2 separate regions of the Homo sapiens genome follow, and region 1 is linked to region 2. The links are chromatin contacts, found by POLR2A ChIA-PET in ENCODE. All regions are on one chromosome and are shown on one strand. The core of a region is the stretch at or near the end of the contact, and the rest is flanking DNA. Distances in the headings are between cores, read along the strand shown. Region 1 holds the start of SCRG1 (stimulator of chondrogenesis 1). Region 2 overlaps FNIP2 (folliculin interacting protein 2).

Evidence for each region. ChIA-PET counts read pairs that join two places held with the same protein, here RNA polymerase II (POLR2A).
Region 1: POLR2A ChIA-PET joins it to region 2 with 11 read pairs in AG04449. The contact joins the promoter of SCRG1 here to the enhancer-like site in region 2. POLR2A ChIA-PET finds 5 or more read pairs at or near these places in 2 of 52 experiments (AG04449 and HEK293T).

What each region holds. Positions count from the first base shown.
Region 1 is chr4:173,396,707-173,401,397 of GRCh38, forward strand. SCRG1 (stimulator of chondrogenesis 1) reads right to left here and starts at 2,410. Exons shown (of 3, transcript NM_007281.4): 1 at 2,362-2,410. The region is part of intron 1 of LOC112268474 (a long non-coding RNA gene); the gene reads left to right.
Region 2 is chr4:158,818,372-158,823,418 of GRCh38, forward strand. The region is part of intron 1 of FNIP2 (folliculin interacting protein 2); the gene reads left to right. Among named protein-coding and RNA genes, the nearest start is that of FNIP2, 52 kb to the left of the region's middle. Within about 2 kb of position 3,065, at least 6 of the 41 ENCODE cell types and tissues checked have a DNase peak (open chromatin) inside an H3K27ac peak, as active enhancers do.

The DNA.
Region 1 (4,691 bases), core at 1,160-3,659, about 15 Mb after region 2:
TAGTTTTGTGTGTGTGTGTGTGTGTGTGTGTGTGTGTGTGTGTATGCATTATAAATTACATGTTTTGGCCCAGCACAGTGGCTCACACCTGTAATCCCAGCACTCTGGGAGGCCGAGGCGGGCAGATCACGAGGTCAAGAGATTGAGACCATGTTGGCCAACATGGTGAAACCCCATCTCTACTAAAAATACAAAAATTAGCTGAGAGTGGTGTCATGTGACTGTAGTCCCAGCTACTCAGGAGGCTGAGGCAGGAGAATCACTTGAACCGCGGAGGCAGAGGTTGCAGTGAGCCGAGATTGCACCACTGCACTCCAGCCTGCGCGATGGAGCCAGACTCCGTCTCAAAAAAATGAAATAAAATAAAACAAAATAAAATAAAATAAATTACATGTCTTAAATGCAGACTTCTCTTCTTCCTTTACTTAAGTACAGATAAATAGCTTTAACTATTATTTAGCAAATGGAAAAATTTCTGACCCAGTGTGTTCCTGGGATACATTGGTTGTTGTTTCATTAAAGGATACCAAACTTAATCCTTGGCAATCCATCAAAACCATATATGTTCAAGTGCCAACAAGAGTGAAATGATTTTGGCCAATTTGAAGAAAATTGGTCTTTTTTTTTTCTTTTTCAGTTGAGGTACATGTACTTAAAATCCCTCCTGGAATACACCCAAATTACAAAAGAAAACAAAGTTACCTACTAAAAATTAGAAGGAGTGAGCAAGAGAAGCTTAGGTAGTTATCCATTTTTTTAATTCGATTTTATGTAATTAACATTGTTCCAAATGTTGTATGATACCATTTATATCCTAATAGTGTTGTAAGTTTTAATAGATCATTGCAGAGGATACAGGATTATGAGCAAGACATTTCCAACTAAACAATAAATCATTGCTACCATCCTTTGGTAGGGAGTTGCAAATTTTGATTCTGTCTGAGGGCATTTAGCACAAGCAAGCTTTTGAATGGCTGGAGCTAAATGGAGACTTAAAAAGAAAAATTATCCCATTTAATTGCCAAAACTAACAGGACCATGCAGTTTAAGTGTTCAGACATTTATGGTGCAAATGCTCATACAGGCAGCTGATGTCAGTTCTGGGAACTGGTATTAAGAGCAGTGGCATGAAACAGAGTTGATGAATTAGACAGAAAAGACAGTCCATTTTCGGATTGCTTTCAAAAAAGCAGCAAGAGAGAAGCAAAGCTGCAAAAGCAAATGAAAACTCCAGCCCAGAACTTGACATTTGAAATATCAAAATTATAGTTGGGAGAGATTAAAATTGCTGCCCAGTCTGTGATGTTTTCCACTCATCTCTCTTGGAGGATGAAAATCACTGTTTTTTTAAAGTTCTCTTTTTTTCTTATTAGCTGCCTTAGAAGACGTTTTTGTTAGAATGACTGAGTCCTTAGAAAATGTTTTTGTTAGAATGACTGAGTCCCAAAGTGAAATTTCCCAAAGTATGTGTTAAAGAACAGAAGCAGTATTAAAAAGTGAATAAGCTGCTTAAAGATCCTTAAAACAGACATATCATCTTAAATATCTAAGATACCTTCATCCATAGAAAAACAAAATCCACATCCTCCCTAAAAGTGATCAGGCTTTTAGAGCATGCCAGAAGATGATATTAATATTCAGTCTTGCATCATTCTCCTTCTTTTCCTGGACACAGTAAATCATCATCACTGGAGAAAAGGACCAGCATTTGGGAGAGCTTTTCATAGCCTGTGTAATTAAGTTAAGGAATTTTAAAGAGGAATTTTTCTAAGTCTCAGAGGGAAAAAGTGTTCTCTTTATATTAGCAGTACAGACACTGTTGTGTTCCAAGAATGGACACCAAGGATGAATTCAATGAATTCCCTCTTTGTATCACACATTTGTACCAGGTTCTTTTCAGAAATCAGGATTTTTAAAAGCAAAAAACATTTTCTTTCTTAGATGTTGCAGTTAACTTCATGTAGTGTAGGTAATATAGCTGCTGCATTTAAAACAATCCTATATACTTTATCATCCTCACATAGTTCTGAGGACTGGGATAAGTCCTGTTGTGTGGGACAACATTCAGAGTAAATTTGGGCATTAAATAAATGATAGTGAAGAATCTGCCTCTTTTTAAACCTGTAATGAAATGACTTTCCTAGTCAAGAAATATACATTTTCTGTTCTTTTTTAATCTGATTATTTGCCTTTCTACTAGGAAGCATCATATTTTTCAAAGTGCCTGCATCATCTCCTCAGAGGATCTCTGTCTTTCTCTTCTGACTCAACACATACATACATTTCTGCTCTAATCTACAGTAATACTTTGGAGTAGAACAACTGACATAAGATGTTTTTTATAGAGAAAAAATTACATACCTTTTTCTTCTTTCCTTTTGGTCTTGGCAGAGGATGCTTCTTAAATGCTCACACTCACTGGGTGAGTTTGGGCAAAAGGAGAAGAGAGGAGGTGCTGGAAGGAGCTTCTTTACAAATGAACCTTTGTCTGCCTTGTCTCTGGCCTGGGATCGACAGACTCGCTGCTCCAGCCAGGACTGTGGGGAGGAGGGGAGTGGAAGGAGACAAGGCTGCAAGGACTGCCTCCTTTGGAAGTGTTCAGTTTGTTCCAAACCAGGCGAGAACGAATAGAACAGCTTCTTTACAGAGGGAAATAACTAGTCTATACAAGAACCTCAGGGAGGCAGACTCTGGTAGCAATAAAACATAAAACCTGAGGGATTTTAAAAGAACACAGAGTGATTTTTCCCTTAAGAAAAGTGTGTGTGTGTGTGTGTGTGTGTGTTTGTGTGTCTGTGTGTGAGAGAGAGAGAGAGAGAGAAGAGGAAAGTGGGGAATGGCTAGCTGCGCACCTCTTCCCCTTTCACAGTTTTCCTAGCCATCTAGATCTGTTACAAAATCCTGGTAGAAGATACGTTCCAATTCACCTTCCATTTCTCACCCAAAGACTCATTAGTAGTCAATGGAAAGCTAAAATGATGACTAAAAAGAAATGTATTCTGTGCCTTAGAAATAAAAGCACAAAAGAAATTTTATTCTGTTTTCAGCAAACTATACTGGAATTCTAGCATCTGTTAACTGTTGTTTAGGTTTTTAAAAAATTCGATTAGGAGTAGTGTTTTGGGAATTAGAGATATTATATTGTAATGGAGTTGGAATTATCTAGACAGACAATTGAGGCAAGGGCATTCCAGGTTGAATTACAAAGGCATGAAGGTGAAAAAGAGGGTGACAACTTCGGAGATTATAGGTGGTTTCATTTGGCTAAAACCAAAGGTGGTAGGAGATGAAATTTGAGAGACAAGAAGCAGCAAATTGATGAATTACCTCATATGCCATGCTAAAAAAATTGTTTTTATCGTGAAGATGAATGGAAAGATGATGAAAACATATTAAAAAGGATGAAAAGCCTGACTGCAGTGTGAAAGAAGGATGGTTTCCTGGGAGGAAAGGAGACTAAAGACAGAAAATACCGGCTTTTGCTGTAGTCCAGAAGGGAAGATAGGAAGGAAAACTGAAAAGACCTGATGACCACTTAAGTGTTTATGTTTAGCATAGAGATAGGAAATTTTATTAACTTTCAAAGGCTTGGGCCTTTGGACGATGATACTGTTAATCATCTAGAAAAAGGATATAAAAGGAATAACTGTTATTCATCTAGGAAAAAGAATACAAAAGTTTTGGCTGGAGGAGGAGTGGGAAAATAGAAATGAGTTAGTTGGTGAACGTTGAGTTTAAGGAACCCTAAATACAGTTGAGAATGTTTAGTAGGCAGTTGGTTAAATAGACCTAGAGCTTAGGAAAAAGCCTGGTCTAGAGAATTAGTTCATCAACCAATCAACTCAATATCAAATAATCTCAACTAAATAACTAATGCAGGTATTCAACTAAATGATAGCCGAAGTCATGGTTGTACCACTAAGAAGTTACTGTGCTCTTACTGTGTGCCAGGCATTTCATACGTCTGAACTCGTTCACTCTCCTTCCAACCCTATGAAGTAGGTACTATTATTAGTCCCATTTTATAAACGAGGGGAACATCAGAGATGTCAGGTAACCTGCCCCAAATCACACACACAGCCAGAAAATGGCGAGACCCTGGCAGTGTGTTTCTAGTGTCTTTGTTTCCCACCATTATGCTGTACTGCCCCTTAGAATAGATTATAAAGTTCATGATACGACTGAGAGCAGAATTATTCAAGGAATGGGCAGAGAACTGGGAAGGAAACTGAGAAGAGGTAGCCAAAGAAGTAGGGGAAAATTAGGAGAGTGTCATCATGGAAGTTAAAGGAAGAGTATTTCAAGAGAATGGAGGTGAATGGAAGGCTGCTAATGACAGCAGTGCTGGGAGAACAACACGTGCACACCCTGATATGAAGGTAGGCAGAGCAAAGAGAAGGTCAATACAACCAGAAGCAGTTCCAGCCCTGACAGAGATCAAATCTCTGCTTGGTCTCCATTTCGCTGAAACTGGAGCAAGTGGCATGGACCTCAGGAAGGGAGATGAGAGGTGTGTGCGCAATGGACTGCACATTTCCTTTGCATATTTATAAACAAGTCTGCTGTGATTCTTACTAAATAAAGATGATGCCATACACAGATGGAGTTAATTTGTTTGCATGATTTAAATGTATATAAATATGTGAATATGAGGAGGAAAATGGAAACTAGCCTTTATTCCACTTTAAGAG
Region 2 (5,047 bases), core at 1,815-4,314:
AACCTGAAAGTTATTTCAGTCTTTTGTCCTTTTCTCAGACATGGTAATCACTAAAGTGATCAACAATGCTTTATCCTATAATTCCAAAATCCTAAAATTTCTGGAAAATCTTTTGGAATTAATCTGAACTGATGTGAGGCTGTTTATAGTCTCTATCTAATCCACTTAGCATAAGTATTCATAACTTGGGCTGGTGAAATATTAATTTGTTTGTTTTGGGGGTTTGATTACATCTCAGCCCCTGGAGGAAGTATTATGTAATATGTAGTGTAGCATCTTTCTGATTTCTAAAAAAAATTCTGAATTCTGAAACATCTAGCCCCAAGGCTCTCAGTTAAGGAATTGTGTATCTGAGTAGATCTTTGAATTATGCTCTACAGCTTTAAAAGTGCTTTCATAACTTAATCTCTGTTTTTCCCAACAGCCTTGTGAGGTAGATAAGGCAGATGCATTTTGGGAAAGCTCAGCGCTAGGGTTGGAGCATTCTAAAATCATCTGGGTTGAAGGCAGCAGAGCTAGAGTTAGAAGCCCTGTTTACCCTGGTGAATCCTAATCCGTGTCCCAAGCATCATGTCTTCTGTGACTCACATCCATCACTCACCCAACTGTGTGGACTTGACCTCTTTATCCTGTAGAGTCCCCATAAGTCCCTATAGACATTTATCTTGGCACCTGTAAAAATATAGTTAACTTAATATTTATATGTTGGCCTTTCCCTTCCCAGTTGTAAGCATATTGAGGTAAATACTGGATATAGTTAATTTCTGTTCCTGGTACCTTTCATGGTGCCTGTGTGAAGCCACACACTCAAAGGTGTGCAGAAGGAATGAACTCAGAAGTATGGTTCCATGCTTTTGCTGCTGATCAAACATATTTATTCTTTCATTCCACATTTTCCTTTACAAAAGGAATAAAGGATTTACATATCACCTACTTTCTTAAAGATGGAAGAATTGTAACCAACATGCAGTATAGCTCTGTGTTGGTAATATAACAGTGGACTACATTTAATTGGAATTGTTTGTAAATTAATATTAATATCTTTATGTTATCAATATATATTAAAGCTTCTGATAAGAACTTTAAGCACTTTTCACTATACTCCTGACCACAGGATAGCAACTCAGTGGTGATTTTTTATGCAGTTCCACTGAAATTGCTCCAGGCAATTCACACAGCTGAGGCTGTATAAGTGCAAAATAGGGGAAGAAAGGAGAGCCAACACAGTCTTCCTGAGAGTACTAACATAGCAAAAGATAAATGAATTCCAAATCTGTTACTGCCATCTATTTACGTAAGTTTTTTCTTGAAATAAACAGCTTTTACTGGGTGGGAAATAATGTGTATTTTGTGCTGACAGGGTGAACTCTCATTGCTATGTCAAGCTTAATTTTCCCTTTTCTTCCACCCCCAGTCTTCATTTATTTTCAGGGTGTAACTCTTTGGGTCTCCCCACTCTTCTTGAGCAAACCTTTTGAGAGATTTCTGTTTGTACTTAGAAGGTGTTTTTTGAGAGAATAAGGAAACGGTGGAGGTTGGCAGAGAAAAAAGAATATAGAATAGGGTTAAAGAGTGGTTGGAAAATGTAACTGCGTTTCATAGGAGCAGGGTTATGGTTTGCTCATTGCTTTATCTCAGAATGCTTGCCAAGTAGTAGGCATACAGGAATTGCTGGTTAAATGGATAGTATTTTTGCCAGTTTTTGTTGTCATCATTATTGTTTGTTTTTGTTTTGTTTCATTTTGCCTTTTCTTGGACCATTGAAAGTTTCCTATCATTCCTGACTGTTTAAATATTTACCTTCTTGGATCACAAGACTGTTCTTTAAACTCTTTATGTAAACTTATTTTTGACTGTGTGGGGAGGCTTCCTTGTGTGAGACCAGGAGGAAAAACAGAGATCATGCTTTTTCCACATGGGGATACCCATGACCACTTCTACTCTGATTCCTGTAAAAGTTCAAGAGAAGAAACAACACCCACACTAGAACTGGTCTCAAAGGATATAGCAAATCACCCTGCAACATGTTATACAACTACTGCTCTTTTGCTTATTGGCCATTACTCCTTGAAACCCAGGATTTACAAGTCACTACTACCTCTGCATTTGCCCTGAAAATGGTCTTCTCAAATCACTTTAGTTCTCTTCCTAAAACACAGGTCAGATCGTGTCATTCTCTTTCTTGAAATCTTGGAATTGGCACACCACAGCTTGTAGAGCAACAGATGCATTCCTTGGCATAAAATTTAAAGTCCTTCACAAGTAGTCCTCAGGTGCCTTTCTAGCCTCATTTGCTGTGTGGTTCTTCTGTAGGAGACACATCCCAAGCACCCAGTGATAACTGTCTTTTTGTGTTTGTGCTGTGCCCTCAGTCTGCAGTGACTTCCCTGTTCATTATTCCTTCTGTGTCTTTGTCCAAAATTTTCTCCTTCTTAGGAGGACACCAGTCATTGGATTAGGGTGCCTACTAATTCAGTATGGCCTCATCTTAACTTGATTATATCTGCAGAGACCCTGTTTCCAAGCAAAGTCATATTCACAGGTATAGGAATTAGGACTTGAACATATCTTTTTTGGGGACACAATTTAAACTACAGTACATGGCTCTAGATATTTTAAAGAGAATTCTGTTTTCTGTGTTTCAGATCACTTGAACTAGTGTCTGTCATGTTTCAGGGAAGTAACTGAGACTTTGGTTCCTTGCTTTTCTAATCTTGATGAGTAGTTTCAGAAATGAGGCCTGGCTTCAATGCTAACCAGGCAAATCCTGGCATCATGGAATTTTAAAACCAAAAAGAGTCTGTATAAGTCATTTTGCTTAAATTTTACAATAAGAAAAGGTAGACAAATCATCTTCTCTTACTGTGCCTGAAGGCATAAAGTGGACATAAATAATACCCTGATGCCAAGGACAGTGTTCATTCTTTATGTTCAGCAAAAACAGAAATGAAATAATTCAGATTAGAATACATTTCCCTGAAGTGGTCAGCTATTTTTAGGCAAAAGCCCCAAGGCTTGTTTTCATACCCCTTTTGAATCATGCCGAGTGGCCCCAGTCATATGAAGAGATGTCATCAGTAAAGCACCAGGAACTGTGGTCAGTGCTCTTGGAAGCTCCACAGTAACTGTTGGTTGAATGTAGAAGTGAATGTGAATATGAAGAGAATATGTGTGCCATGGAGCTACCAATAGCTCAAGTCCTGTGTATAAGGGATGGCAGGGAAAGGGGCTGGGAGTGTGCTGGGAATTTCCATAGATTATCTCTTTTAATCTTCACAACAGGACCTATAAGTACTCCTAGGGGAGAAGTTCCCAAAACTATAAAACCGGTGGGAAGCAGAGCTGAGATTTGATCCCAAGCCTGTCTCATTCTGAAGCACTGGTGGCCTTTGTCCTGCTTCTGTTTCCTTTACCAAATTATGCAACTGTTTTTTCCTCTACTAATACTAAAATGTCAGTGTCTCACCGCACTTTGGGAGGCTGAGGCGGGCAGATTGCCTGAGCTCAGGAGTTTGAGACCAGCCTGGGCAACATGGTAAAACCCTCTCTCTACAAAAAATACAAAGAAATTAACCAGGCATGGTGGCACATGCCTGTAGTCCCAGCTACTTGGGGGGCTGAGATGGGAGAATTTCTTGAGCAGGAGGTTGAGGCTATGGTGAACCGAGATGGCGCCACTGCACTCCAGCCTGGGCAACAGAGCAAAAACCTGTCTCCAAAAAAAGGAAATGTCAATGTCAAAATTATATTTATGTATTAAACCAAAGACAGTATTCATATGTAAGAAGAATAGAGTTTTCCTCTTTTTTTTTTTTTTTTTTTTTGAGATAGAGTCTCCCTGTGTTGCCCAGGCTGCAATGCAGTGATGCGATCTCAGCTCACAGCAGCCTCGACTTCCCGAGCTCAGGTGATTCTACCACCTCAGCCTCCGCACTCCAGTAGCTGGGACTACAGGTGTGTACCACCGTGCCCAGCTAACTTTTTGTATTTTTAGTAAAGATGGAGTTTCACCCTGTTGCCCACAAACGCCTGGGCTCAAGCGATCAGCCGGCCTCGGTCTCCCAAAGTCCTGGGATTACAGACATGAGCCATTGTGCCTGACCGTTTTGTTTTGTTTTGTTTTTGTTTGTTTGTTTAACAGACGGGATCTCACTCTGTCACCAAGACCAGAGTCGGAGTGCAGTGGTATGATCATGGCTTACTGCAGCCTTGAACTCCTAGGCTCAAGTGATCCTCCCACTTCAGCTTCCTAAGTAGCTGGGACTACAGGTGTATACCATCACAACCAGCTAATTTTTAAAAAATTTTAAACAGTCTGGGTCTTGCTATGTCATCCAGTCTTGTCTGGAATTCCTGGGCTCAAGAGATCCTTTTTGCTTCAGCAACCTAAGTAGCTGGGATTACAGGTACGAGCCACTGTGTCCATCACTCGTATCTTATAAAATACTTTTAAAGCATTTGGATCAAAAAATGAGACAATCTGAAATACATACTTTTCCCCTCTGTGTCTTTTTAAAAATTTTTAAATTAAAAAAATTATTTTTAGACTCCTGAATCAGAACAATTGTCCATGATTTTTATTTCCATCCTTTTTTCATTGAAAAATAACATGAAACATTTAATAAGGTGTTATGATCATGATTAAATTTTATCTCTTCTAAAGTAGCTGTTTTCAGTTTGATATTTGAATATGTGTTATTCTTCAAAAATAAGGATTGAACAACTTGGTTATAAATTATAATGCTGTCTTGGCAAAATGTAATTATTAGGGCAAAATTCATTTAAAAGAAAATGCAAGGCAATTAAATCTGATTTTTTTTACTTTTAACAAAATCAACATATGTACTATGTTATAATAATATATAGCTTCAGAGCCTTTTTAATGACCTCATTTTATTTATTTATTTATTTAGAGACGGAATCTCCCTCTGTCACCCAGGCTGGAGTGCAGTGGTGCGATCTCGGCTCACTGCAACCTCTGTCTCCCAAGTTCAAGCGATTCTCCTGCCTCAGCCTCCTGAGTAGCTAGGATTATGGGTGCCCACTA